Linked DNA regions of Homo sapiens: regions 2, 3 and 4 are each linked to region 1. The links are chromatin contacts, found by Hi-C or POLR2A ChIA-PET in ENCODE. All regions are on one chromosome and are shown on one strand. The core of a region is the stretch at or near the end of the contact, and the rest is flanking DNA. Distances in the headings are between cores, read along the strand shown.

Evidence for each region. A loop is a pair of places that touch in the nucleus more often than their neighbours do. ChIA-PET counts read pairs that join two places held with the same protein, here RNA polymerase II (POLR2A). Pooled maps may share reads with other maps.
Region 2: a loop to region 1 is called in a pooled map, with 7 times the contacts of the local background. The contact joins the enhancer-like site here to the promoter of ARF4 in region 1. A Hi-C loop is called at or near these places in 2 of 50 pooled maps. POLR2A ChIA-PET finds 5 or more read pairs at or near these places in 3 of 52 experiments (H1, T-cell and naive thymus-derived CD8-positive, alpha-beta T cell).
Region 3: a pooled map shows a loop between it and region 1 (5-fold over the local background). The contact joins the promoter of PXK here to the promoter of ARF4 in region 1. A Hi-C loop is called at or near these places in 1 of 37 single-sample maps with no recorded cell type and 7 of 50 pooled maps. POLR2A ChIA-PET finds 5 or more read pairs at or near these places in 1 of 52 experiments (AG04449).
Region 4: a loop to region 1 is called in a pooled map, with 4 times the contacts of the local background. The contact joins the enhancer-like site here to the promoter of ARF4 in region 1. A Hi-C loop is called at or near these places in 1 of 168 maps with a recorded cell type or tissue (naive thymus-derived CD4-positive, alpha-beta T cell), 3 of 37 single-sample maps with no recorded cell type and 13 of 50 pooled maps. POLR2A ChIA-PET finds 5 or more read pairs at or near these places in 1 of 52 experiments (activated B cell).

Annotation. Positions count from the first base shown.
Region 1 is chr3:57,593,750-57,601,276 of GRCh38, reverse strand. It overlaps ARF4 (ARF GTPase 4), which reads left to right and starts at 3,933. Exons shown (of 6, transcript NM_001660.4): 1 at 3,933-4,203. The coding sequence starts at 4,137. It overlaps ARF4-AS1 (ARF4 antisense RNA 1), which reads right to left and starts at 3,488. Exons shown (of 2, transcript NR_132370.1): 1 at 3,226-3,488; 2 at 361-534. It also overlaps a transcript of PDE12 not described here. RefSeq lists enhancers at 2,910-3,615, 3,130-3,689, 3,710-3,959, 3,970-4,039, 4,230-4,279 and 4 more.
Region 2 is chr3:56,721,490-56,729,016 of GRCh38, reverse strand. It overlaps ARHGEF3 (Rho guanine nucleotide exchange factor 3), which reads left to right. Exons shown (of 10, transcript NM_019555.3): 10 at 1-1,597. Among named protein-coding and RNA genes, the nearest start is that of TASOR, 42 kb to the right of the region's middle. Within about 2 kb of position 3,621, at least 6 of the 41 ENCODE cell types and tissues checked have a DNase peak (open chromatin) inside an H3K27ac peak, as active enhancers do.
Region 3 is chr3:58,328,682-58,336,208 of GRCh38, reverse strand. PXK (PX domain containing serine/threonine kinase like) reads right to left here and starts at 3,317. Exons shown (of 18, transcript NM_017771.5): 1 at 3,119-3,317. The coding sequence starts at 3,220. RefSeq lists silencers at 2,473-2,767, 3,014-3,543.
Region 4 is chr3:56,920,583-56,928,109 of GRCh38, reverse strand. It overlaps a transcript of ARHGEF3 not described here. Among named protein-coding and RNA genes, the nearest start is that of ARHGEF3-AS1, 16 kb to the left of the region's middle. Within about 2 kb of position 4,114, at least 24 of the 41 ENCODE cell types and tissues checked have a DNase peak (open chromatin) inside an H3K27ac peak, as active enhancers do.

The sequences.
Region 1 (7,527 bases), core at 2,684-5,183:
TTAGCCGGGCGCAGTGGCATGTGCCTGTAATTCCAGCTACCCCGGAGGCTGATACAGGAGAATCGCTGGAACCCAGGAGGCAGAGGCTACAGTGAGCCAAGATCGCCCCACTGCACTCCAGCCTAGGTGACAGAGCAAAAAAAAATAAAATAAAATAACCAGAGATGAGGAAAACATACTACCTAGTGTAGTATGTTATGAGTACATGCTTTTGAGCCTGGGCAACTTTATACAACACTGTGTTCAAAAGCGATGATTAAATGAAGTACATGGCTTAGCAAGTGATCAATAAACTATAGCAATTTTTCTTGTAGGGCTCAATTTCCTCATTTTTAAAAATAAGAAAGATTCTCTTCTGGGTTTGTATTGATGAAAGGTGAATAGAAAAATATTTTATTTTTAAAATATTTTTTAAAATAGAAATGGCATCTCACTATATTGCCAAGGCTGGTCTGGAACTTCTGGGCTCAAGTGAGTCTCCCATCTTGGCCTCCCAACATGCTGGGATTACAGGTGTGAGCCACCATGCCTGACCTAGAAAAATAAAATAAAATAAAAATAAATTTGGGGTCTGGGCACGGTGGCTCACACCTCTACTACCAACACTTTGGGAGGCCAAGGCGAGTAGATCGCCTGAGCTCAGCAGCTGGATACCAGCTTGGGCAACATGCTGGTCTCTACAAAACGCCAACTCTACCAAAAATACATAAAATAGCTGGGCATGGTGGAATATGTCTGTGGTCCCAGCTACTTGGGAGGCTGAGGCAGGAGGAAAAAGGGAGGGGAGGGGAAGGGAGAGGAGGGAAAAGGGAAGGGAAAAGGGAACAGAAGGGGGAAGGGAGGGGAAAAGGGAAAGGAAAGGAAGGGGAGGGAAGGATGAAGGAAAGAAAAGAAAGAGAAAGAAAGAAAAGAAAGGAAAGAAAGAAAAAGAAAAGAGAAAAGAAAAGAATTTGGCCGGGAACAGTGGCTCAGGCCCATAATCCCAGTACTTTGGGAGGCCAAGGCAGACAGATTGGTTGAGCTCAGGAGTTTGAGACCAGCCTTGGCAACATAGCAAAACCCTGTCTCTACAAAAAATAACACTACTTAGCCAATGTGGTGGTGTACCTGTAGTCCCAGCTACTTTGGGGGCTGAGGTGGGAGGATCACTTGATCCCAGGAGGTTGAGTAAGCCGAGATGATGCCACTGTACTTCAGCTTGGGTGACAAAGTGAGACCCTGTCTCAAATAAATAAATAAATAAATGTAAGAAGGTAGTATAGTGTAGTGGTTAAGAGTGTTAATGGCTGGGTGCACTGGCTCACACCTGTAATCCCAACACTTTGGAGGCTGAGGTGGAAGGATTGCTTGGGCCCAGGAGTTCCAGACAGGCCTGGGCAACATAGCCAGAATCCACTTATTTATTAAAAAAAAAAAAAAAAAAAGAGTGTAAATACCAGTTAATACCAGAAGAAATGGGTTCTTATAGCTGTTCCACTGCTTTTAGCTGTGTGACCTTGGGCAGAATATTTAATCTCTCTGACCCTGATTATTTTTATCTGTACAATAGAGATATTACAGTCTGCCATTAACATCCTGTTTTGTAATTTACATTAGCCACTTGATGTGTAGTGTATTCTTACTGAAAAATCTGTTTTGACAACTTTTGTTTTGGTTCAGGTTTTGGAGGCTAGAGATGGAGAACAGAATTCTTTCGATTTATTTTGCATAACTAAACAGAAAACATGGATTAAGATTTGGAATAAGTTACAGGGAGGAGGGCTCATACGGTTTGTCTTTTGAATTTAAGAAGACCCTAAGAATTAGTTGAAGATTGTTTTAAGGAATTCTACTATATAAAACTAAAAACAGACATAAGGCCTAAAGTGTGAAAGGAAAATAAATCTTGGGGCCTCCACCTCACTAAGCTAAAGAGAAAAGTCAAGCTGGGAACTGCTTAGGGCCAACCTGCCTCCCATTCTTTAAAAAGTCACCCCTCTGCTCACTGAGATAAACGCATATCTGACTGCCTCCTTTGGAGAGGCTAATCAGAAACTCAAAGGAATGCAACCATTTGTCTCTTATCTATCTATGCCCTGGAAGCTCCCTCCCCACTCAGAGTCTTCCTGCCTTTGCTTTGAGTTGTCCAGTCTTTCCAGAATGAACCAATGTTCATCTTACATATATTGATTGATGTCTCATTTCTCCCTAGAATGTATAAAACCAAACCGTGCTCTGATCACCTTGGGCACATGTCTACAAGACCTCCTGAGGCTATGTCATGGACGCGTGTCCTCAACTTTGGCAAAATTAACTTTCTAAATTAACTGAGGCCTGTCTCATATTTTGGGGGTTCACAAAAGGATACAAGAAGGTCTTGTCACTTAGCAAGCTTCCAAAATGCAATTTTGAGTTATTCAACTGCTAAGCAACTCTTTACATGTATCTCCAATGCAAAGGAGGGTACTTCTGAGTAAAGAAGTTTTTGGGGTTTTTTTGTTGTTGTTGTTTGTTTTTTTAAGACAGTCTCGCTCTGTCGCCCAGGCTGGAGTGCAGGGGCGCGATCTCCGCTCACTGCAACCTCCGCCTCCCGGGTTCACGCCATTCTTCTGCCTCAGCCTCCGGAGTAGCTGGGAGTATAGGCACCCGCCACCACGCCCGGTTAATTTATTCTATTTTTAGTAGAGACTGGGTTTCACCGTGTTAGCCAGGATGGTCTCGATCTCCTGACCTCGTAATCTGCCCGCCTCGGCCTCCCAAAGTGCTGGGATTACAGGCATGAGCCACTATGCCCGGCCAGAAGTTTTTGCTTTTAATTGCCCAGGGCCACTCCTAAGAAATAACAGTCTCTGAAGGGTAGATAAGGTAGTGCTACCAAGAGAAGCGTTACTCAGCAAGCCTTCAAAAATATAAAAATAACTTACTGTTTCTGAAAGTTTGCAAGTTTTTCTTATTCAACCCCATCCTATGGAAATATACCAGTTGGAATAAGCAACTACAGAACCACATAGGACGGCACTACTAGAAAAATAGATTAAATCTTTATCCTGGCAATGAGTCTAATACATTTATCATTGCTGTGAATTTTAAAAGGTGTAGCAGGCCGGGCGCGGTGAGTCACCGCGCCAGGCCCGATCATAAACACTTTTAAAGTGAAGAGGCTTTCCGCTTCCTCAACATAAGGAGTAAATCTTTAATGCTGCTTCTAGGAAAAAAAGTACAAGAAAAGCAAGACTTCCTCCTTGCCTTCTCTTTAAAAAGCAACAGCCGATGAACACGTGTTGGAGCGCTCTCGCCTTGACAGAATTAGAGATCTTCAGAATCACTTGGCGTGGTGGTCGAAGCGTCTAGCCCTAGCTCATTAGGGTGCCACAGTTTCTCGGCCCACAAGTCAGCTTTTAACCACTTTTCTCCGCAAAAGACCGGACCGGTCTTCATGCGTCAACTAAAGCAAGCGTCTGGTCCCGTGTGTGAAACGTGTAAGTTCATGGCATCAGGGAATACCCATCGCGCGTACCGTAATAGAAGAGGGCGAGGTTCCTCACCTAACCCATAATGCTCAGCTCGCCTTTCCGGAAGCAAGGACTATCACCCCGACAATACCTTCATCCGGGCGGAAGCGTCTCACCCTGAGTCTGATTTGGCAGTGACGAAGCGAGGTATTGTGGGACTTTGTCCGTCTCCCAGTACGCATGTGCCTCAGCCGGCCTCTCCCGGCTCCTGGGGCCACGTCCGGGCGGTGGCGCCGTCGAGAGATGCTCGTCAGCGAAACTGGCCAATCCCCTGCAGGCGCAAGCGCAGTGGCTCGGGCGCACCGGAAGCGCAGGGGGATGGGGCGGCGGTGACGCGATTCTGTCCGCGTTGGAGGGGCCGGGCCGCTGCTGGAGTCGCCGCGGCCGCCGCGTGACGTGGCACAGCCAGAGCCTAAAGGCTAGAGCCGGAGCTGCCGCGCCAGTCGCCTAGCAGGTCCTCTACCGGCTTATTCCTGTGCCGGATCTTCATCGGCACAGGGGCCACTGAGACGTTTCTGCCTCCCTCTTTCTTCCTCCGCTCTTTCTCTTCCCTCTCGTTTAGTTTGCCTGGGAGCTTGAAAGGAGAAAGCACGGGGTCGCCCCAAACCCCTTCTGCTTCTGCCCATCACAAGTGCCACTACCGCCATGGGCCTCACTATCTCCTCCCTCTTCTCCCGACTATTTGGCAAGAAGCAGATGCGCATTTTGATGGGTGAGTGAGGGGCTGCGAGTCAGGCGGGACCTGGGAAAGGCAGGGTCTCCACAATTGGGGTGGCCTCTGGGCCTGTTTTTTTCCTCCGCCCGCTGTGGTGGGGGAGGGGCGCCGGGTCGGGGGTCGGAAGGAATTCTTAAGGGGGAACAATGGAGCGGAGGGTGAGCGATCCCCCCCGCCCCCGATCTGTCGCCAGACGAGACAGGGACAGGGCTTCGGGCAAGATTTCTTTCTGGACTCGGCTTTTTCTCCTTGATCTTATTGAAAGCTGGACAACATTGGGCAGAGATGTGGGGAAAGCCAACTCTGGGAAGCAAACACTTGGCGAGGCCCTTTCTGGGGGTGCGATCTGCATACCTTCTTGCCCGGGTGTGGACAGCGGTCAGGAGGGAGGCAGAGCAACTCCAGCCTTTTCCCTCCCCTTCTGCGTTTCGTGTACAGTCCCTGCATACTCCATTGGTATGTAAGCCAGCGGCCACCCGGAGCCTGGAGCCGCCCGGGGCAGGAAGTTGCGGTGGCCAGGGAGCACCCAAGGTTTCCGAAGAGTCTGGAGTCCTTCAGCGCTCACTTTGCTAAACTTGGCCTTGCGCTGGATTCCGTTTCAAGTTTTTCGCTCCTTGTTAATCTCATTCTCCGAAAACTGAGCTTATCTTCTATTTCTTTGACTATTTTCAAAAACTTTAAATGTGTTTGGTTTATTCTCCTAGGTTTTTAAGCTTATTTTTAGGCGGTCTAAGGTCTAATGCAAAAAAATTTTAGAAACGAATTTTTAAAAAATACCTGATAAATTTTCAAGTAACTGAACATCATGACGCTGAATTTTATGGTAGTCTTGTTAAATAGTAACTACAATTTTTTTAAAATTTCTTTTTAGAAAGTTGACTTTTTAAAAACTACTTTTTAGGGGGCGTGTTTTTGCTCAGCTGAGGGAGAAGGGCTGTCAGTTGGCTGAAGTAAGCAACCGCTCCCGGTTACTGTAAGCAGTCTACATCACAGCTGAGCTCCATGGACTAGAATAACGCTGAAAGAAGCCCCTCTAACTTTGAACGTTGAAACTTGTTGGTTCATTAGCTTGTTTTCTACCGGAGGAGGTTTTATTTTTCTCTTCCTTTTTTTTTTTTGCAGACGGAGTTTTGCTCTTGTCACCCAGGCTGGAGTGCAGTGGCGCAATCTCGGCTCACTGCAACCTCCACCTCCCGGGTTCAAGAGATTCTCCTGCCTCAGCCTCCCGAGTAGCTGGGATTACAGGCATGCAACACCACGCCTGGCTAATTTTTTGTATTATTAGTAGAGACGGGGGTTTCACCACGTTGGCCAGTCTGGTCTCGAACTCCTCACCTCAGGTGATCCACCCACCCAGGCTTCCCAGAGTGCTGGGATTACAGGCGTGAGCCACCGCGCCCGGCCGGAGGTTTTATTTTAGAGCTGTACTACCATCAAAACTTGCAAACACAAGCTTCTGTAATATTTCAAGGTATATAAAGAGTAACAGTATATACATTGGCTCATGTTTATTTTCCTCTTAGCGTACTTACACTTTGTGAATCAATTGTTTATGAGTCATTCATAAAGTATTTTTTCTTTCAAAGTTTCTTAGATTTCCTTTGTCAAGAGGACAGAATTATTTTAGGAGGGCAAGCATATTTAAGTTTTCAGTGGCTGAAAGTTGGCAGTCTGAAAAAGGATCGGAAGTTAATGGGAGGACTTCGGACTGTGATAAATGAATTTCCAGTCTGTTCGTTAAAGAGATTTAACAATATATGGTTATGTTCCAGAACACATAGTATATTGGTCTTTTTACTTAAGATTTATTGTAAATGAATTGCTATTTTTCAATTCCTTAGTCTTTTGTGATTGATGAAAGTATCAGAGGGGCAAGGAATATAGAAGTATGCTACCAGCATTTTCATATATTTACTATATTGGGAGGCATTTCCCTCCACCCCAAAAAATGATTCGAAGAAAATGGGAGAGAAAAAATATTTAAGTTTCTGCATTTGTGTGGAGGATTTAGGAGTTACTTGTTTTTAATGTTTTATTACTCAGGCATGCTATCGTTTTGCACTTTAATTTTGGGATAATCAGTTTTCCTTGACTAAAAAACACTTCAGTCACAAGATCGACATTTATGGTAACTCATCAAAGGAAGTATCAACGTACGAGGGAGATATGTGCATGAACAGGGAAAAAGGTGGTTTGGAAGTTTGATAATTCTTACATTTTTCTGTCTGGCTTTATGAGTGACTGACAGCAAAAATAATAGATCACTTTTAAAGTGTCTGCCCCATTCAACTGTTGGAATTATTAATGTTTTACATTAGTGTGCTTCGTTTTTCTTTATAAAGCTTAGATAAGATTCATGCCCTCCTGAGTCAGTGTTTTATTCAGACTTTACCATTTTAAAGTATAAAGGAGATAGCAGTTAGCTGATGTGTCAGGTTTGCCAAACTACTATGGAGAAGTTTTAAATTTAATTCGTACACCTGCTGTTCTTCAAAAGTTCAAGTAACTTTAAAAGATATTGGAAGTTAGCTTGTAGTTAACTGTAATTAAAAAACCAACACAGTGTATCAAATTTAACATCATCTGAACTATTGATTGACAGAAATTATGTACTAGTTATAAGGGTAAGTTATGCAAGTGATGATATTGCCCATACTGCTCGAGTTAGGAAGCAATAGCTTCTGGCCAGGTGTGGTGGCTCACGCCTATTATCCCAGCACTTTGGGAGGCCAGGTTGGGAGGATCACATTGAGGCCAGCCTGGTCAACATAGCAAGACCCCGTATCTATTTGAAAAAAATAAAAATAAAGCAATAGCGTCTGTATTTTATTTTGTTTATTTTTTTTGAGATGGAGTTTCACTCTTGTCTCCCAGGCCAGAGTGCAATGGCATGATCTAGGCTCACTGCAACCTCTGCCTCCTCAGTAGCTGGGATTACAAGCGCCCGCCACCAAGCCCAGCTAATGTTTGTATTTTTAGTAGAGACGGGGTTTCACCATGTTGGCCAGGCTAGTCTCGAACTCCTGACCTCAGGTGATCCACCTGCCTTGGCCTCCCAAAGTGCTAGGATTACAAGCATGAGCCATCACACCCAGCCAGCTTCTGTATTTTGTATATATTTTTTAAATAATTATGTTTTTTTTCCTTTTGAGTAGCTGAGACAACAAGGACATGCCATTAGACCTGCCTGGCTAATTTTTGACATTTTTTGTAGCAAGAAGGTCTCACTATCTTGCCTGTTCTTGGGCTGAAGCGATCCCGCCCACCTCGGCCTCGAAAAGTGCTAGGGTTACAGGGCGAGCCACTGAGCCTGGCTGCATT
Region 2 (7,527 bases), core at 2,372-4,871, 870 kb after region 1:
AAGTTACTTTCAGTTGTCCTGCTGGATTTTAAAAAAATAGAAAAAGAATCTCAAAACTACTGTTTTACATAGATTGTTTGAAGAGTCCTTCCTCTTGTGCTTCTGTACCACTTTCCCAGCTCTTAGATGTGGTAGCTAAAGGCACGGAATTTAGACGGCCTTGTAAATAGGGCATGAGGAACTCATCTGTGTATTGGGATGGTATTAGAGAGAGAATCAGGAAAGACCAACTCATGAAGTGAACTTGGTTTGATCTTACTCAACTAGAAAGCTTGAAAACATCCCTGGGGATTCTGAAGGCTTAATTTTGCAAAGGAGGATGCATTGTCTGAACTTTGCAACTTCATCCAGTGCAAGTTTGATGCAAGAATGTATTAGGACATAAAATAGAGGCTGACCTTAAAAGGGCCAGGACAGAAGCGGCTGCCAGCTCTGAATCTTTAACTGAAATGCACATGGCACCAGGAGGTGTCTCTCATAGTTGGTTGCTAGCCTAAAACATCAGAATAGAACCCAAAGGGCTTAGGAAGGCCTGCCAGGATAACAAGAAGGCCCTGTATTCATTGTGTTTCATCTGCCTAGGCCTACTCATTATTTTAGAGAATGAATGAAGCAACAAGGAAGAGAGACCATGACTCTATCGATGACACTGTTTATAGAAACACAGGAGAGGAAGAATTTGGAATGAAAAGCACTTCGTCAGAACCTTCTGTGGGAGCCATTGAGAGAAAAGCATGGTCCAGTGCCTTCTGAGAAAGGCCAGAGCTTTGGGCTTTCCTGCTCTGCTTTTGGGTCGTCAATTTGCCATCTCTGGTTCTGTGCTATAATCAGAATTGTAATTATGTTCTCCAGAGGCCAATTTCATTAACTCTGATTAATTAGAATCAGCTAGCCAGATTAGTAACCTCTTTGTCCAGCCTTGATTTACAGTGCAGGGTAAAGTGCAGACCTTAAAAACAGCTAAGTACCTAGAAGAGCTCCCTGCAAGTGTAAATATTAAGGATGACCTGTGCAAAATTATACCCACACCAGCACTAGTGGTAATTATTCTAAATTATTGCCAAAAAGTTTTTTTTAATCTGTCTTTCAAGTTTACAGAAAAGAAAGCAGTAAATGCATTGATGTCATTTTATTATGTACATATATCATGTGCATTCAAGCTGTGTGACAAGATATATCAATATAAAAACAAGGTATATACTTTATTATTTTTTGAAAACAAGGATATTGTGATCAATTTTACCCTGTAAAACATATTTCTGTATTTATAGGTCTTAAACATGATGAATTTTTTCTATTACAAGTTTATTTAAAACTGCTTTCTCAAGTCGTTATTGATACAGCAAGTGAACCTGCTGCAGACAGAAGCAGAGGAAAGCCAAGAACAGCCTTTATTGGTGAAGAAAAGAATGAATGATTCTTTGTAGGCGCCATCAGCCACTTTTAGAAGCCATCAGCCAGTGTGTTGGGAAAAGAGGTTTGTCAAGTGTTGGCCTATGGGAAGGTGGTCAATGAATGTTTTGATGAAATGAATGTTTTTGTATAATGGCCTTAAACTTTTCTGGAAGTATTTCAAATAAATTACATTATTAAGTCATCCTCCATGTGTACAGTGTTTGTCCTACAAACAAAATACAGGTTTCAGCTGTGTTCCTGGGGAGGTTCTTTCTGAAATTTTTGTTTGTGGTTCCTGAATACAAACTTTAAAATAGGATGCAGATTGATACAAATGCTTTTATTTGATCTATCAAAACTTTCACAGAACTCATTTTTTTTTTCTTTCTTTCTTTTGAAACAGGATCTCACTCTGTCACCCAGGCTGGAGTGTGGTGGTGTGATCATAGCTCACTGCAGCCTCAAATTCCTGGGCTTATGCAATCCTCCTGCCTCAGCCTCCCAAGTAACTGGGATTACAGGTACACACCACCACATCTGGCTAATTTTTAAATTTTTTGTAAAGATTGAAGTTTCACTATGCTGCCTAGGCTGGTCCTGAACTCCTGGCCTCAAGTGATCCTTCTGCCACAACCTCCTAAAGTGTTGGGATTACAGGCGTAAGCCTCTGAGTCTGTCCAAGAACTCATAATTCTAAAATCTGTTTTCTCAAGCATTCTCTATTCATTCACTTATTTATGTGTTCACTTTTAATAACTCTATCTGGAATCCATACTATGTATAAAGTCAAGTGGTAAGTCATAGTTGTTATAGAAAAGAAATGTTGAATCTCACTGCTAATATAGGTAACTGTTGAGGAACTTGAGGCTAAATAAAAGAAGGCAAATTTCACTTTGAAATTCTTACTGGAATTTCAGTCTACTTTAATTAAAATGATTAGTACTCTTTCTAGTCTGAGCACAGTGGCTATACCTCTAATCCTAGCAGTTTGGGAGGCCAAGGCAGGTGAATTACTTGAGCCCAGGAGTTCAAGACCAGCCTAGGCAACATGGCAAAACCTCATCTCTACAAAAGCACAAAAATTAGCCAGGCTTGATGGCATGTGCCTATAGTCCCAGCTACTCAGGAGGCTGAGTCGGGAGGATCCCTTGAGCCTAGGAGGCAGAGGTTGCAGTGAGCTGTGATCACACCATTGCACTCCAGCCTGGGTGACAGAGTGAGAACCTATCTCAAAAAAGAAAAAAAAGATTAGTACTCTGTCCCACAATGAGTGAGGTTTTTTAGATGAAAAGGCTAAACATTTTTAAGCTGTTAGTAGCCAATTCTCAATAGCACATTGGCCCAATAAGGCTGGTAGTTAGTCTTATCTTTACAATAAGCTCTCACCATTTTCTTTTTTTTCTTTTTCTTTTTTTTTTTTTTTTTTTTTTGAGACAGTCTCGCTCTGTCACCCAGGCTGGAGTGCAGTGGTGCGATCTCAGCTCACTGCAAGCTCCACCTCCTGGGTTCATGCCATCCTTCTGCCTCAGCCTCCCAGGTAGCTGGGACTACAGGCGCACGCTGCCACGCCCGGCTAATTTTTTGTATTTTTAGTAGAGACGGGGTTTCACCGTGTTAGCCAGGATGGTCTCGATCTCCTGACCTTGTGATCTGCCTGCCTCGGCCTCCCAAAGTGCTGGGATTACAGGCCTGAGCCACCACGCCCGGCCAGCTCTCACCATTTTCTTTAACATACTGTTAATTCCCAAATTTGGCAAGATATTCACATAAATAAATATAAGTCCAAATTTTTTCCCAAATGCAAAGTCGCTTCTCCTAATTTTTTTCTTCCTCCTCCTCCTCATCTTTTTTGTCCGTCCTCTTTTCTCACTGCTGCTTTGGCTATTCCCTCTGTTTTTCACTCCTATAATTGTACTGACTGTCAATGCTAAAGGATGTATCTTACAGTATATTAGAAGATGTTTGTACTGACATTTTGTGGGTTAGTACAAATGAGTGAGGGCTAAATGGTTTTTCTTCAGTCAATTTTCAAGATGTTATTTCACATACAACTAGATGTAATCCTTGCAGTCTAAATGAAAACTCATAAGCAATGAACAGAGCCAGAACTAGCAATTTTCTGTAAAATTAGAGCATGGTTTCAGCTTCTGGGTTGTGGTCACCGCCACTGACTGCTTTAGTTTCCATTCCCAGCACAGTCTGCGGCAGCTAAGAATGCACAACTCTTCATAACCACAGCCCTGTTTCAACAAAGACTGTGTGGCTGCAGGAAACTGCAACCCACCATCTTGGTGAAGAGCCTGTTCAACTTTCCATTTACATTCTGTCCATGTCCGTTTTTTACTAATTCTCCCAAAGCCTGAGGACTCTCAAAGATTTGGCAAAGAAACTGTCTGGCCAATCAGTTTCACTCACCTGGTTCCCCTTGGCATTGAGGAGAGAAGACACTGAATACCCCCCCTTATTGATGCAGCTGATTCAATTAATTCACACTAGCTTGTTTATTGACAGAATTCTAGAACTACACTATTGGAAGGGAAGAGGGTTACCCAAGCCCAAACCTACCAGTAAAAATCTGACAATCATCAAAATTTAAAACCTTGTCCGCATGAGCACACAGTGAGAAAAGGTGACCGTATTCACTGTACCTGAAGGGTATTGAGGGAAACAAGTTGGAAAAAAAAATGCTCATGACATCATATCTCCTTTCTCCAGGCTTGGTTCATATATCAGTCAGCTGCACAGACCTACCTAGTCAAAGCAGTTTTCAGTTGACGTGAGGGAATAGCAAGGAATTAGAAGTCATGCACTGTATCTTTAAGAGCTAATCACTTAGCCTAGGAAACTGGACATGCATTCCAAAGCTTGTCCACATGCAAACATACCTAGGTATTAATGAACTGTGCTCTCTCATCTGTGAAAGGTTTGAAAATGACATCCTACAAGTGTTTTATTCTCTGTTGCCAGGGACACTGGACCCTTCAAGCCCATTTAAATGTGAGACTGTATGTGAAATCACTTTTTAAAAAGATACTAAGAGCTAGTAGTTTTCATTGTTATTTAATAATCACTTTTAAATTTGTACATGTTGCCCAGGCATGGTGCCTTATGCCTGTAATCCCAGCACTTTGGGAGGCCGAAGAGGGCAGATCACTTGAGACCAGGAGTTGAAGATCAGTCTGGCCAACATGGTGAAACCCCGTCTCTATTAAAAATATGAAAAATTAGCTGGGCATGGTGGCAGGCGCCTGTAATCCCAGATACTCAGGAGGCTGAGGCACGAGAATCACTTGAACTTGGGAGGTGGAGGTTGCAGTGAGCACAGATTGCACCACTGCATTCCAGCCTGGGTAACACAGTGAGACTCTGTCTCAAAAAATAAAAAAAAATAAACCGTACATGTGAAATTTCTCAAAAGTGTGGCCTTGGCCTGGGTCTTTTTCATTCGTTGTACTATATACCTGGAGAGACTTTTCAATCCAGATAATTTGGAATTTTTTCTTGTATTTTTTTTTCTTACATATTTTCATTCCCACAATTTTCTATTTTCTCTTTCAGGAATTCCAGAAAGAGAGATGAACCTTCTGGATTTTATGCCTTAACTTCTGGATTGATTTTCAAATAGTCTTAATCTCTTTATTCTTACTTTTTATTTATTTATATTTTGTTCAACTCTCAAGGAGATTTCCTCACCTTTGTCTTCAGATCCTTCTATTAATTTGAGGAGAGGGTTGCCATCAGTTTTTTTTTCTACTATAAGTTTTTCTATCATTCTTTCTATACTTAAAGCACCCTTATTTTTATTTAATGAAGGCAGTGTCTTCTCTGAACTCTCAGAAGATGTCACAGTTCAGTTGAATTTTCCTTCATCTTTCATTGTTTATCTGGGAATAATAATGGTAATTAATAGGATTTGGGGGAGGATTCAATGTAGTAATACATCCAAAGTACTTAGAATGGGCCAGGCATGGTGGCTCATGCCTGTAATCCCACCTGTAATCCCAGCACTTTGGGAGGCTGAGGCGGGCGGATCACGAAGTCAAGAGATCGAGACCATCCTGGCTGACATGGTGAGACTCCATTTCTACTTAAAATACAAAAAATTAGCTGGGTGTGGTGGCGTGCCCATAGTCCCAGCTACTCAGGAGGCTGAGGCAGGAGAATTGCTTGAACCTGGGAGGTGGAGGTTGCAGTGAGCCGAGATCACACCACTGCACTCCGGCCTGGCGACAGAGCGAGACTCCGTCTCAAAAAAAAAAAAAAAAAAAACCTTAGAATGGGGCTATGCCCCGTATTTTTGTTTACTTCTCCAAATCCACTATGCACCCTGATTCACTCTTCTGTGTGTACTTCATCATGGGCTCTCCTGCCTGACGTTTCTGGTTTGGTTTGGCCCAGTGAAAATCCTGTCATTATATCAGTGAGAGGGAGAAGAGTGAGTTTAGAGTATTCATTCCTCCAGCTCCCACCTGGAGGATTTCCTTGGGCTGGTTGCATCTCTTATCGTGAGGTCACAGCTTCTCTCAAGGAGTCCTCTCTGAATTCCTGTAACCCTTCTAGCCTAGTATGGTAACAACCCCACTGTCACTAGCCCCAGGATATTGTATTGTCCCTACACACTGCCCAAACTTTGTGTACTGTCCCTTTATTAAAACCTCCTAATTTGAATATGTGATATTTGAGTATGCTGCTGAGCCCCTGATAGATACTGGTTCCTGATATAGTAAACATATATGTCTACTATTGTCATCATTTATGTTATTTCACCATTTGCTTTCCATTTTCAAATGTTGTGGTCCAAGGATAAACAGATCTTTGGAATCATCAAAGATGGGTTTTGTGTTTCTATTTTTTGTTATCGTGATGGATTGTTTTCTGGGAAGATAAATGAAAGCGTATTTCAAAAACAAAGGCAAAATACTTTTTCAGGCATATGAAAGCTAAAAGAATTCATCACCAGCAGACCTCCACTACAAGAAATGTTAAAAGGACTTTCTTTGAAGAGAAACAGAATGATACCCTGTGGACATATGGATCCAAACAACAGAATGAAGAGCACTAAAAATGCAACTATGTCAGAAAATAGGAGAGGCTTTTCTTACTATTTAAACTTCTTTAAAAGTAATTAGTTCTAGGTCGGTTGTGGTAGCTCATGCCTGTAATCCCAGCACTATGGGAGGATCACTTGAGCCCAAGAGGCAGAGTTTGCAGTTAGCCAAAATCAAGCCACTGCACTGCAGCCTGGGTGACAGAGCAAGACACTGTCTTTAAAAAAAAAAAAAAAAAAAAAAGGCGGCCGCAGTGGCTCATGCCTGTAATCCCAGCACTTTAGGAGGCCAAGTTGGGAGGATCACCTGAGGTCAGGAGTTTAAGACCAGCCTGGCCAACATAGTGAAACCCCGTCTCTACTAAAAATACAAAAATTAGCTAGGTATGATGGTGCATGCCTGTAGTCCCAGCTACTTGGGAGGCTGAAGCAGGAGGATCTCTTGAACCCGGGAGGCGGAGGTTGCAGAGAGCCAAGATTGCACCACTGCACTCCAGCCTGGGCAACAGAGCGAGACTCCATCTCAAAAAAAAAAGAAAAGTAATTAGTTCTAGCCATGATGGAGTAACAGGCACCAGATTTGCCTTTGCAACTGAAATAAAAACAAAAAGATGAAAAAACCTATAAAGCTATAGCTTTGAAGACACTGGACATCAGGCAATGAAGGACAGTGACCCTAAGAGAAGAGGTATAAATGAGGTGAGCCCTGCAATTGCTCCAACTTCCAGTCTTGAAAGGGATTTCAGGACACAGCACAGGGAGGGTGTCCATTTGCATTGCTATAAAGGAATACCTAGCCTGGTTAATTTATGAAGAAAAGAAGTTTATTTGACTCATGGTTCTGCAGGCTGTACACGAAGCATAGTGCTGCCCTCTGCTTCTGGTAAGGGCCTCAAGAAGCTTCCAATCATGACAGAAGGTGAAGGGGAGCCAGCGTGTCACATGTCAGGAGAGAGTGAGAGAGCAAGGAGGAAGTTCCAGACTCTTAAACAATCAGATCTTGTGTGAACTCAGATAACTCATTACTGTGAGGATGACACCAAGACATTCATGAGGAATCTGCCCTCATGGTCCAAACACCTCCC
Region 3 (7,527 bases), core at 2,068-4,567, 740 kb before region 1:
CTGGGTGCAGTGGTTCACACCTATAATCCCAGCACTTTGGGAGGCTGAGGTGGGAGGATCACTTGAGGTCAGGAGTTCAAGACCAGCCTGGGCAACACAGCAAGAACCCCATTGGTATTAAAAAAAAAAAAAAAAAATATATATATATATATATATATATATATATATATGTTTCCCAAGGTTAAACAAACTTGATAAATGAAAGGAACTATGGACAGAAATGAGCTTGCTTGCAATAACGCCCTCTAATGTGTTTAACGCTTTGCACAAATGTTGTCAGGGAGTGAAGAGATGGAGGGAGGAAGGAATACATTTTACAAATACTTCATCAAGATGATTTCATTTGATCTTCCTAACAACCTTGGGAGGCAGGCAGGGCAGGCATTTATTACTCCCATTTACAGATGACAAAACTAAACTTCAAAAAGGTTTAAGTGACTTGCCCAGCCTATATCACATGACTAGCAAGTATCAGCTCAGACCTGTATTAAGGTCTTGCCTCTTCCAACCCCAAGTCTGTCTCTAACTCCGTATGTTTCTGTCTACAGCCAAGGAGTAACTTCCTAGAGATTCAGCATTTCAAAGCGAGAGTAGAGCTCTGACTTCTGGAACACCATCTCCCTTCAGCTACCAAGCTGGAAAGCCAACTTCAATCTCCCCAAGAAAAAACAGTGCCTTTCTCTTCTACATACCCCTCTTAACAACTACTTCTTTCCAAAATAATTTCCAACAGTTCCTGTTTTAAAAAAGACTTACTCATAAGACACTAACAGTCCAAAAAGTTTGCATCAGCGTAAGATTTTCTCAATAAACTTCAGGGCTGATGCAACATTTCTCAGTCAAACTTTACAGCTAAAATGACAAGAACACAGAACAGTCAAAAAATTACGCAAGACAATGCTACAGTTTTTTACTCTACCACATCTGCCTCTATGGGTCTCCTGTGAGTCACTGTCTTTTGTGGTCAGTCATCCCTACAAGAACTGCCATTTTCTACCCTAAATTATTTTATTTTTTAAAGAAAAGATCTGCAGGGCCAGGTGTGGTGGCTCACATCTGTATACCAGCACTTTGTGGGGCTGAGGCAGGAGAACGGCCTGAGCCCAGGCGTTCCAGACCAGCCTGGACAACATGGTGAGACGCTGTCTCCACACACACACACACACACACACACACACACACACACACACCAGCCTGGACAACATGGTGAGACGCTGTCTCTACACACACACACACACACACACACACAGACACACACACACACACACACACACACACACCCTTACAATAAAAACAGAATCCTATTACATCTTTCGCCACCTAGCTAAAGCACTGATCTCTAAGTTATTTTTTCAATGTTTACAATTACCATTTTACATAAACAGAAAAAGAGGCATAGTAAGGTTGAAGTTGGATTATTTAGTCATTTGATAAACACATTTGAAATCCTATCAAAAACCAGGGAATGAGACTCAAAAGTGAGGAAGAAGTGCCCCTCCTCTTGTAGCCTGGTGGAGACAAAAAGTAAAGAAGTAATTACAGGACAAACTAATCAAGATTAAGGTGTGGGTAGGCACATGGGCTGGGGCTGTAGAAATCATGAATGCTTCCTAGGGAAAGTAATTTGTGAGTATTTAGAAACATCTATCTCTTTATTTTCAATACAAAATAAACCTAAAGGACTCGACACTATTCCCTGAAAGGTTATAAGACTTACTTGCCAATAGTCAAGTCAAAAATCAAATTTAATAGCTGAATTACTCTTGACTCCCTATCCTAAATTTCAACCCTTATGCCATACTCCCTTTAGGCACAAATGATAGCAAGTTTAACAAATTCTGTCCTGTATGTGCCTTCTCACATGTCTACAGAATAGGATTAAAGACACACAGCGTGAAATAAATAGCCCTTTTTAAAAAGATAATAATTTTCTTAACTGGAAGTGAATGCTTTGAACAATTCAAGCCCTACAAAGCACGGCTGTCAGAAGAGGAAACTGAGGTTCAAAAAAGTCTCACTTTAATACAACAGAATAAAAGGTCTCTTTGAAGTCATCAGAAGAGCTTGAACGAAAAGAGAAACAGAAGGCTATTGTGAGCTTTAGCCTCCAGATGATGACCCCCCAAACACACTGCAATGGTAAACAAACAAGCCTCTGAGTCTGAATCTGATTCGGTGGACTGACAAAACATCACAATTGAAGGAATCTCTCTCCTCACTCATTACTTTTCCAAAAAAGTCCCACTAGCTGATAGCTCCAGGTTTCTTGCTGGTTCCTAGATTTATTGCTTGGAAATTATAATGCATAGTGGGCCTTTCAAAAAAAAAAAAAGGTACAAGCAAATGAAAACAACCACGGTTTTAAAGCCCCATAAAAGACCGTATATGTAGCAGAAATGAACCCTGCCAATGTTTACTATGAGGACCTATTACTCCTTTATGCTACTCGAGTGGATTTTAAACTCAAATGAATGCTACCACTGCCCACTAAAGAGCAAGTTAGAGAAGCACATTCATACACCTGCTTAACAGCGCCCCGACTGCCGCCCCCACCACTTCCCGGGACCAGGGCCAAGCGGCTGACCTGGAAACGGGGCTGCAGACCCCAGCCACTTACACTCTGCTGTCCCAACAAGTAGGCTCTGGAGTCACACTTCATTTGGCCCGGCACACCCTCATCCCCATCACCCAGACCCTCAGCTGCAAGGAGGAAATTACACGGCCTCAAAAAGGAAAAGGCTGGCGGCGGGCAGAAGTGGATGGTCCTGAGCGGTCTCGTTCCTGCTCCCCTAGTCCAAGGTGAGCCCGGGAATCCCGCAGCCCCCGCCCCCGCCCCCCAACTCGGAGTCGCTTTCCTGGTCGCCGCCGAGCTCCTTCCACCCCGCGGCGCCGGGAGCTGCGGTCCCCATCCTTGGCCCCTCCGGGCCTCAGCGTTCGCCTGGGCCCCAGGGGCCCTGACCCAGACCCAGCGGCGCGCCACAGCCTTCTCGGCCAGGGCCGCCCACCCTGTGGCCCGGTCTCCGTCCGACGACCCTGCCCGGCCCGCGCCAGGCAGCCCGCAGCCCCCTCGCGGCCCGGGGCCGCCCCACGCCGCCCGCCCGCCCGCTGGGCCGCGCACCGTGTGGGACTGCAGGCTCTGGCTCGCCTCGATGGCTGCTGTCAGCGGCACCGTGTCGTCCAGCAGCACCTTGCCGGCTGGCGGCTTCTCCATGAAGGCCATCCCGGGACGCCCGGCCGCCGCCGCCTAGGGACGCGAGGTAGGAACCCGAGGCGCCGACTCCCGCCGCCCGCCCGGTTCCACCGCCGCCGCTGTCAACACGCGCCGCCCCACGCGCCGCCGGGCCCGCGGGGTCCTAGCGCCGCCCTTCCCACGGCCGCCGCCCCGGAGTCCTAGCGCCGACCCAGCGCAGAACGTGTGGGGGCCGCCAGCACTGCCGCCCGCTGGCCCGCTCCTCCGCCTCGCGGCTGCCATGGGCCTGCGCTTCCCTGCTCCTCGCAGCCGCACCGCAGACCCGGTGCCCTTAGCTCCGGGCTTCGGACCAGGGAACACCACCCTAAGCCATCACTACCAGGATCCTCAGATCCAGAGACGCCTGGTCCTGAGCCCTGGGATCCAGGAATCTTCAGGGCGAGATTTCCAAACCAGGCCTCTCAGAACTGGGCTTTTCGGGGACCGTACCTCTTGAAACCCTCAGAACTGGATCTCTCTCATCCCCCAGGCCCAAGGACCCTAAAACTCAGAAAAAGGGCCTTTAGGATGGGACCCCCAGTCTGAGCCCTGCAAACCCAGAGACTTTCTGAAACAAGCCCTTCCTATTGAAACTTCACAGGGACTCTTGAACGTGGCTCCTCAGGCCTGAACACCTAAGAGCTGGACCCCATAATTGGAGGTCTTGGGCCCCAGAACCCTCAGACCCAAGCTCTAAGAACTGGAGACCCTATAAAATGGTCCAGAGACCCCTAGCCTCTACTCTTGGCCCCCACTGCGGGCTCAACCACATCCCTTAGACTTGGGAGTTTTTGATCCCACCATATGGACTAGAAGAACTTCAAACCAAGAGCCAAGCCAGAGAACCTTGGGATCAACTTCTCAGCCCTAAATCTGCCCACAGTCTGCCTGAACCCAAAGCCATAATCCTGGCACCACCTCATCCCCCCCATCTCCATATACACCTAGAAATTTCACCCACACTGCCCTCTCCTAGGGCAGCATTCCAGGATAGTGAAGAGTTAAATTTAGAATTGGAGGACCATCATCTCCATGGCTCTGGCATTTACCAGCTGTGTGATCTTCAATAAGTTACCCAACCTCTCTGAGTCCCAACTCCCCAATTTGCAAAGTGGAGATAATATTATTTGTATGAAAAGGTTAATACAAGGAATGCAGTAGACTGGGAAGGGGCTTGGCACATAGTAAAAACTCAAACGGTGGTCAGGCATGATCGCTCACGCTTGTAATCCCAGCACTTTGGGAAGCCAAGGTGGGTGGATCACCTGAGGTCAGGAATTTGAGACCAGCCTGGCCAACATGGCAAAACCCCCTCTACTAAAAATATAAAAATTAGCTGGGCATGGTGGCACGTGCCTGTAGACCCAGCTACTCTGGAGGCTGAGGCAGGAGAATTGCTTGAACCCGGGAGGGGGAGGTTGCAGTGAGCCAAGATCATACCACTACACTCCAGCCTGGGTGACAGAGTGAGACTCTGTCTCAAAAAACAAACAAAAAAACAGACAAACAAAAACACCTCAAACCGTGGTCAGGCATGATGGCTCACCTTTGTAATTCCAGCACTTTGGGAGGCTGAGGAGAGTGGATGGCTTGAGTCCAGGAGTTTAGCCTGGGCAATATGGTGAGACCCCGTCTCTACAAAAAAATTTTAAAAATACCTGGGCATGATGGCTCACACCTGTGGTCCCAACTACTCAGGAGGCTGAGGTGGGAGAGTTTTTTGAGCACAGGAGGTTGAAGCCGCAGTGAGCCATGATCATGCCACTTCACTCCAGCCTGGGTAACAGAGCAAGACCGTCTCCGGAAAAACAAAAAAAAAACAAAACAAAGTCAATATTAGTTTCCTCCTTCCCCTACAGTTGACAGAATGGAAGGTTCCTAACTCTTAAATTTGCCTCCACTAAATTTCTACACTTCAGATAAGGGAACAAAGTTCCTTGGTAATCCCACCACCACCACCAAAATTTGACATCACAGGAAAGGCCCACATCATACATAAAGGGTCCCTTCTCCAGATCTCAAGCTTATTGGGATTGGTGGGCAGCCCCGTTGAGTCAAGTAGCCATGAGATTGGTCCCAGGGGCCAAGATCTAATAGAGCGAGATGTGAAGAAGGAATCCTGGACCTTCATGATTCAGCCCTAAAATAATCAGAACTCTCCCTCCATTCCACTTTTGTGCCAGTGTGTTTAAAAGCAGCAGTCTATTAAAGCAAAACCATATGTCATTTAGGGAGGATTCAACTTTTTACTTTCATTTCTTTGTTTTAAGGCAAATAGATTATTTCTCTGCCAGAGTCACAGAAACCAAAATCCAGCTATAATCATTACTCCTATTGTGATGTGGACTGACCAAGACAAGGCTCTTTTCTCTTACTGCAGGTGGGAGTATAAATTGGCGCCACCTTTCTGGAGGGCATTCGTACATTCATTCAACAATTATTTGCTAAGTACCTACTATGTAATAGACCTAGTACTAGGAGCTAAAACAAATATGTATTAAGGGCTTTGAAAATGTTCTTATCCTATGACCAAGTAATTCTGCGTCTAGGAGGGTATCCTAAGAAAATAATCAGAGATCAGTAAAAAAAAAAAAATAGCATGCAAGGATAAATGACTAACAGTTGGGTTTTGGACAAATCTTGGTACAATCATGAATTTTTTGCAATGTTAAAAATCAGGCCAGGGTAAGTGGTGCATGCCTATAGTCCCAGGCACTCAGGAGGCTGAGGTGGGAGGATCACTTGAACCCGGAAGGTGGAGGCTGCAGTGAGCCAAGATTGCATCACCGCATTCCAGCCTGGGCAACAGAGCAAAACCCTGTCTCAACAAACAAACAAACAAATAAATAAATAAAAAGTCACATGATTAAAAAATATTTTATGATCTTGAGAAATGCTCTTGATATAATAGTAAATGAAAAAAGCAATTTAGCATCCGTATAATCCCAACATATCTACAGGACAAACACCAGAAGAAAATATATCAAAATATGGGCTGAGTACAGAGGCTCACACCTGTAATCCCAGCACTTTGAGAGGCCGAGGCGGGCACATCACTTGAGGTCAGAAGTCTGAGACCAGCCTGGACAACATGGTGAAAACCTGTCTCTACTTTTAGAGAAAAATTAGCCAGAACATGGTGGCACACACCTGTAATCCCAGCTACTCGGGAAGTTGAAGCAGGAGAATCATTTAAACCCAAGAGGTGGAGGTTGCAGTGAGCCGATATCGTATCACTGCACTCCAGCCTCAGTGACAGAGCGAGACTCCGTCTCAAAAATAAATAAATAAATATGAACGGTGGGCCTCTAAGAAGCAGGATCATGATGATTTCTTCTGTATGCTTTTCTGTATTTAACTTGTATGATTGGGGGAAAAATGTTAGACAACTGGAGTCCAGTGCTCTGACAACTGCTTCCATAAGATAAAGTCATGACAGTAACTGGAAGAAGGCTTCTCTGGGGTTTAGCTCCATTTTCTCTGTAATCTGTCCACACAGTCCAAATGCTTTTGTAAGAGAAACCAACTTGTCCATAGTTCATACCTTACAAGAAATTTCACATGCTCTGAAAAATGCATTTTGCATACTTTTACAAATTAGATTTTTTTCATTTAAGATTATGTGATTGGCAGATGACAATCTTCATGCGTATGTTTTTGACAAATGATCACAGTAGTGATTTTTTTTCAAAGTCAGTAAGTGGTACTTGAAGACTTTCAATATTGCAGGTCCTGTAGAGGACAAAATGGAAAAGAAGCAGACTCCTTTTCATCCAATAATTTTTAAGGAGGATAGGAAAGATCGTCACAGAAACAGTGACTCCAAGACAGCCTATACTGAGTCCTGAAATTGAGGCTCTGGGTACCATGAGAAGATAAGAAAGAAAAGAGTCATGGCACTAGACTGGGTTATGGGGCAGTTCATGGAAGAACTGGGGTTTGAGAGGGGCCTTTAATGATGGGTGAGATTTGGATAGCAGGATATGGAGAAAGAACATTTCACTCAATCTTTTTTTTTTCCAAAATGGAGTCTTGCTCTGTCGCTCAGGCTGGAGTGCAGTGGCACAATCTCGGCTCACTGCAACCTCCACCTCCCGGGTTCAGGCAATTCTCCTGCCTCAGTCTCCCGAGTAGCTGGGATTACAGGCACCTGCCACCATGCCTGGCTAATTTTTGTATTTTTAGTAGAGACGAGGTTTCACCATGTTTCAGGCTGGTCTTGAACTCCTGATCTCATGATTTGCCCATCTTGGCATCCCAAAGTGCTGGGATTACAGGCATGAGCCACTGCACCTGGC
Region 4 (7,527 bases), core at 2,865-5,364, 670 kb after region 1:
TAATACTCTCCTGCTCTGAAGAGCTTTGGTGCATCCTTCTCATGCTGCATGTGTCTGCAGAATTGAGGGCTGGCTTAGAGTGCTGGCTTGGGGTAGATTTCCTGCATGTCAATCTAGCTGTGTGCTGTCTGGCAATTGCTTAACGTCTCTGAACCTCAGGTTTTCTCATTCATAAAATAGACATCATAATCATTTTTGATTCACAGGTTGTTAGAAATATTTATGTAAAAACAAATGTAAAATTGAGCACCAGTGCTTGACACAAACTGTGAAGGCAGTACTATTGTTATCCCCTTTGCAGAGATGAGGAAATCAAGGTTTTTGTTTGTTTGTTTGTTTGTTTTTTATGGGTCAAATGACTTTCCCAACTCTGCAGCTCATATGCGGTACCACCTGGACTCTGGCCTAGCAGATTGGCTCTGTGGTCCATGGTAGGTATCCCTGACATTGAACCTCCAGGTGGTTGGAAATACTGCACAAACACACTTTAGGTGCCTGATCCTGGGGCTCCCCTCCTCAGACCCCTCATTTTTGTTGAAAAATTCTTTGTTAAATTGGGTTAAAGCAGATCATAATAAAATCACTATTACCATATTATATAATGTTACATATCGTATATTTAAAATATAAGTTTATGTTATATATTATACTTTTATATAAGATTATTATATGTAGTATCAGCAACAGCTATTTACACAGATTTGCATTGCTATTGGAAATGCCCTAGCCATTGTCAGCACTTATAATTGCTTTTTGTTGTGCCACATGGGGGCTTATTATCCGTCATGTTGCTGCAAAATTACTTGTTTATCTTATAGTCTCTAGGAAACTGCAATTGTTACTTACTATGTGCCAGGCACTATGCTCAATGATACATATTTGACTTATTTGATTCTCACAAGAACTTTTTGCAGTGGGTCCTCTTACTGTTCCCATTTACCAGAGGAGGAAACAGAGGCACAGGGAAGTTAAGTAAATGATCAGGGGTCACGCATTAAGTGACAGCACTGGGATTTGAACCCAGGTTATCTGGCTTAGAACTCCTATTCCTCACTTCTGTGCTAAACTGCCTTCCTTTATTTCTGGTCTGTGTTCTGGTTGCTATGCCCTCACCACCCCGGCTGGCTTGGCATTTCCAGACCTCTGGGGCTGCACACTTAACACAGCATTCCCTGGGGCCTGTTACTAAGTATGAGTCCCTCTCAGCCTCAAAGGGTCATTCTGGGGACTCCTCCCACCCCTCCCGGGGTATTCATCCAACCCAGGAGGCTCTTTGTGGCTCAACCACACACATTCTTTTAAAAAATAAAAATCAGCTTTTCATTTTAATGATGACACAACCCAGAGGTGAGGTTCTTGTTATCACACTGGGGGAATCTGGGTGATTGGAGTTGTAAAATCAAGTAGCTGGGGAATTCCTTGTTTTCTCCATAAATTATCCATGTGAGAGCTCTGTGTAATTTCACATTACAGGAGGGAATGGCTGTGTTTAACTCCTTCTGTTGGAAGGGCAGACTTATTTCACTTCTTACTCAGCCAGGAGAGGGAGTTGGAAAGCATAGAAATGGAACTTCTTGTTATTACAATTCCTGGCTTTCAGCAAATATATTTATGTTTGTGTACTTTAAAAATACATAGGAAAAGCATCTGACTAGTACTGTATTCTATGGCCATGGCCACTGTTCTTGACAAAAAGAATTTCTATCTGGTCATGCAGCTGTTCTGGCTGAGAAACTTGCCCTGGTTCCCCATTTCCTGCAGGGTGGAGTTGGAACTCCTTCCTTGGCTCCAAGCATCTCATCCCTGGCCTTCGCATCCTGTCCCTTCCATAGACCCCTTGACTGTCTCCTCGCCTCCTGAATGAACTTTGCTGTTCCCACTTCTCACCTTTGCGCTGACCCCCCTCTCCTCAGCCTGGCAACTCCTATACATCACTGACAACCAGCTGGAATGGCACTGTCATTGGGGAGACCCTGAGAATGGTCCCTGGCTTCTTCCTCTGCAGCCTAGTGCTTCGAGGCTGTGGGAACCAGCAGGTTGAGCAGTGAGCATTGTGTACAGGTCTGCGTCTCCTCTGGCCTGTGAGCTTCTGAGGTATTTTTGCATGCCTGATGCTTTGAACACAGAGCTGGGCACATTTCTGTTGAACAAAGGAAGCTGGTCTCATCTTTACACATGTCAGTCTGCATTTCTTCCCCAAGAAGGGTTTTTGGGTGATGGGTAGAATACCAGGTGGGAGATTGGACCACCAGCCTCCAGGCTCCATGAGAGCCAGGCTGTCCTGTGGCTTTGGTGCCTGCACTGTGGCCAGTGTGTATTCAGTCACTGCCTGAATGAGTATTGTGGTAAGAACCTGTGCTGCAGGCCTAGACTCCAGTCCTTATTCCATTACTGCCAAGCTTGGCACATTGGACAACTTTTTTTAACCCTTCTGAGCCTCTTTCCTCATCTATAAACTAGGGATAATAAAAGTACTTATCTCATAGGGTGGTCATAGAATTAAATTAGCTTAGCCTACCATCTGACACATAGCAAGCCCCCAGTCAATGGTGGTTCGTATTGTTGTTAATAATGAAGTGGATTGGTTACAGGATGTGATAAGTAGTGGGAAGGAAATCAGTAGGGTATCATGATAGAGAATAACGATGGTGGGGTATAAGGCATGGTCCTATAGACAGCCTGGTCAGGGAAGCCTCCTGTGAGCTGAACTTGAGTGATGACACAGCTGAGTTAAGCAGAAAATGAATTTATTACAGTGTCTAGGGTAGCTCAGAGAATTTCGGAAGGACCAGGGAAACAGGGACAACTCCAAATTATACCACCAAACAGTTATTGTAAAGACACTATTGCTACCACTGCTGGGTAGGTGTAGACGCCATGGCTTGCACCACCAATGCTGGTTGTAGGCTGTGGCTACCCAGTCTACCCTTACTCTGCCTCTGCAAGCTGCCACCACCCTCGCAGAATGGGGTCTGCAGCGGCCCTGCCGCTTTGCATCCCAGCACATGATTGGCTGAGCCTGCTCATGTTCTCATGCTGTGGCTGCAAGGGAGGCTGGGAAGCAAGTGTATGGCACTCTCATCTCCTCTGGTAGAATGTGGGCTCTGGTTCCTGAGTTGGGGAATTCCCCAAAGCTAGCCAGGTAGGGGGTTCAGCTGCAGGAGACTCAAAGGGTGACCCTTATGTCAGAGGCATGTGAACAAGAGCAACTCCATCTTGAATAGGAGCTGGGTAGCATGAGGCTGAGACCTACTGGGCTGCATTCCCAGACAGTTAAGGCATTCTAAGTCACAAGATGAGATAGGAGGTCAGCACAAGATACAGGTCATAAAGACCTTGCTGATAAAACAGGTTGCAGTAAAGAATCTGGCTAAATCCCACCAAAACCAAGATGGCAACGAGAGTGACCTCTGGTCATTCTCACTGCTACACTCCCACCAGTGCCATGACAGTTTACAAACGCCTTGGCAACGTCAGGAAGTTACCCTATATGTTCTATAAAGGGGAGGCATGAATCATCCACCTCTTGTTTAACATATAATCAAGAAATAACTGTAAAAATGGGCAACCGTCTATGGAGTAGCCATTCTTTTATTCCTTTACTTTCCTAATAAACTTGCTTTCACTTTACTCTCTGGACTTGCCCTGAATTCTTTCTTGCATGAGATCCCAGAACCCTATCTTGGGGTCTGGATCAGGACCCCTTTCCTGTAACACAGAGACTCATGGAGTAAGGAACACGTAGTGTCGCTGGGCCTCAGCAGCTTTCATCTAATAGGCAGTGGTGCTTTAAGAAAGGCCTGACTGCTTTCCTCTTAGACAATGATTTTTTTAAAAAGAGTGCTGAATTTGGAAGCAACTAGTTCTCAATGTGATGAGAGGCTAGGAACTATTTTTTACACATCATTTAGTTTGTGCAGGTGTGGGGTAGCATGTTTCTCCCCTGTTTATCACAGACTTGCATTCCTGTTGGAAATGCCCTAGCCATTGTCAATGCTTATAATTGCTTCTTGTTACAGCCACGTGGGGCTTATTGTCCATGATTTTGTTGCAAAGTTTATTGTTTATCTTATACGGTCTCCAGGAAGCTGCATGCGGAAATCTCTCAGCCTTACCAGGAAGTCTGACTTAAAGGGACAGCCTCCAGGGCAGAGCCCTAACTGGGAGGAGGTGCTGAGCTTCCAACCAGGACCAGTTACCTTGGGTGAGAGTTGGAAGCCCTTTCCACCTGTCTCATTTGGTTTGCTATTTTCCAGTGTTTTGGTGATTCCTTTCTGATTCTGAATTAAGGGAGAAAAAGTGGCAATACCAATTCTTCATGTACACATGAACACACCCAAAACATAACAAAACAAAAAACCACTTTCACTGGTGTTTAGGCAGAATGAACACTCTGAGTCATGGGACACACATGCTTTTAAATCTCTTGGTTTCTTGGGGGTATTTTCATAAAAGTCTTGAACTTTCTAGATGGATACAGGGATTTCAGGGAAGTCAGCATTGTAAGATTAAAAAAATAAATATGACTTAAGTTTTAACTATGCTCTCATTTTTTTTCTCTATTGGAAGGAAGAAGGGAAATGGGAAACTGCTAGTTTCTATTACCTTTTTCTTAGATGCCCAGTTGACAGTCAAATCAGGATAGAAAAATCAAACTCTGGATTTCAGATTTGGTACTGCTTTTCAATTTGCTAGGAGGAAAATTTGAACCAGTTTCCATCGTTACACCAAAAAATTTCCTCTTCTGTTTGAAAAAAAATAAATTATTACTGTGCCTTTGTCTTTTAAAAAATATTTTATTATGGAAAAATTAAAACCTATACAAAAATAGAAACAATAGTATGATGGCCCAAAGTTCCCATCATCCATTGTTCTGCTTCTTTTTTTGAGACGGAGTCTTGCTCTGTTGCCCAGGCTGGAGTGGCACGATCTTGGCTCACTGCAACCTCTGCCTCCTGGGTTCAAGTGATTCTCCTGTCCCAGCTTCCCGAGTAGCTGGTATTATAGGCACACGCCACCATGCCCAACTAATTTATATATATATATATATATATATATATATATATATATATATATATATATATTTAGTAGAGATGGGGTTTTGCCATTTTGGCCAAGCTGGTCTTGAACTCCTGACCTCAGCTGATCCTTCCGCCTACGCTTCCCAAAGTGTTGGGATTACAGGCGTGAGCCACTGCACCCAGGCTGTTCTGCTTTTAAATACATATGTCAGTTAGTATCCTACCATCCTCCCTGCAACCTGCTAGGGATAAAGGAGTCATTCCTGTTTTACAGATAAGGAAACTAAAGATCAAGGAAATTAAGAGTGACTTACCAGGTCATTCAACTAGTAAATGGCAGAGCCAAAAATCACAGAGCCCAAATATTAATTTATTGTTAACTATTCCAGCCAGATGGTTTTTCCCAGAAATTATCCCTAAAGAGTTATCTGAAGTCAAAATAATGGTGAGAAACTTTTTAATAAGAATGATTCTTGCTTTTGTTATATATTTTTAACTTGGAAATTCGGTGTGTCAAGCATTGTTTTTTGATCTAGGCAGATTACTTTTAAAAATCCTCCTGAGTATTCATGTAAGTGTCAGAAATACCCCTCCCTCCCACCCCCATATTCAGATTTTCCACTTCCAACCAACTTTGACAGTGCAATGCCAAATAGTAAGTCTCATTTCCAAGTAAGGAAGCCCTTTGGCTGATAGATATCAGCTAATCAGTTTTTAAACTTTTTTTTCTTCCTAAAAATTGTGCAGAGGTCAGTAACCCACAGACAGGAGTTTCACTTTTAACTGACAGTGTAAGGAAGGAGACTTGACAGTTTCTTGAAAAAGCTGCACCCAGGGTGTTTATGTTTCTAAGAAATAAACTGGATGAGCTTATTTGCAAGCGGCCCCTGTGTGCTTCATGCAGAAATTCTTCAGGTGGCCCTTGCTTCTTGTGTTAGTCAAGGAGGCAGAACCGCAGCGGCCAGGCCGGTGGCTGCTTCACAGCATACATCAGCTTTCCTTTTTTTTTTTTGCATTCACTTTTAAAAATAGCTGCCCATGTATCAGTTGCCAAAATAATGTGAGGAATCTGGTTATAAAAGTTCAGATTTGTTTAGAGAGAATAAAGACAGAGCTCAGGCGATTGCTTGTAACAAAACCAGTAAGATAAGCACTCAAGATTAGCCATGACTAGCAATCGTTGAGACTTCCATGTTCCAGCATCATTTATTTTTAGTTCCTGTGTTGAAACCATAGATGAAGACTTTTCTATTTATTCATTCTTGACCTTGAGCAGCCAGGTCTGCTCCCACATTCTTCTCATCATTTTATAATCTTGTTGAGCTGGGATACTAAGCAGGGCTCTCCAAGAGCATCAACATTTTCAAATGTTCACAGTCTCTTGAGTTGAACCACCTTGAGTCCAATAGGCCTTGGCCTGGGAAAGTGTCTGGACACCGCTGCTCCATTTGTCTAGAGTTCATGGTGAAGCAGGCAGAGGAATTGTTCAGGTTTTACTTGGATTAACCACCCTTCCAGCTTTGAGGAGTAGATAAAGACATTCAATAAAAGTGCATGACTGTGAGCAACTCTCAGGCTCTAATTTGATATTCTTTTTATTTCTCACTGGCTTGCTGTGCTTTATGCCTCCCTGATAACCTAGTAACACCCAAATTTTGTTTTTCCTTAGTGTTACCTGAATTTGTTTTTGAATTTTTGTTTTTCCTTAGTCTTACCTAAATTTGACAACAGTCTTAGAAACCTAAGATCTGAGAACTAATAATCTTATGATGTTGGAACCTTGGGTAAGCCAGTGTGCAATATATTATTTTAATTTGGTCACGGCTACCATCCCATTTGAGATTTTTTCCAACCTTTTTTTTTTTGGTCTTTTTTTTTTTCTTTTTATGGAGAATAGGGTCTCACCATGTTGTCCAGGCAGGTCTTGAACTCCCGGGCTCAAGCCATCCTCATGTCTCTGCCTCCCTAACCACTGGGATTACAGGTGTGAGCCACTGCACTGGCCCATGAGTTTTTTTTTTTTTTTTTTTTTTTGAGATGGAGTCTCGCTCTGTCACCCAGGCTGGAGTGCAGTGGTGCAATCTCGGCTCACTGCAAGCTCCGCCTCCCAGGTTCACATCATTCTCCTGCCTCAGCCTCCTGAGTAGCTGGGACTACAGGTGCCCGCCACCACGCCTGGCTAATTTTTTTTTGTATTTTTAGTAGAGACAGGGTTTCACCACGTTAGCCAGGATGATCTTGATCTCCTGACCTCGTGATCTGCCCGCCTCGGCCTCCCAAAGTGCTGGGATTACAGGCATGAGCCATCGTGCCCGGCCTTGGCCATGAGATTTTTTTACTACCTATTTTTAAATTCAGTTTGTGGAATTTTAAAATTTGAAGTATCAAATGGGGTATGTTTAAAGACCTTGAAATTCCCTTTCCAACTGTAAGATTTTGTGACATTTCTGGCTTGTTAAGTACAAATAAGAAAGACATTAAGGAACCAGGATAAAGTTCAAATGGA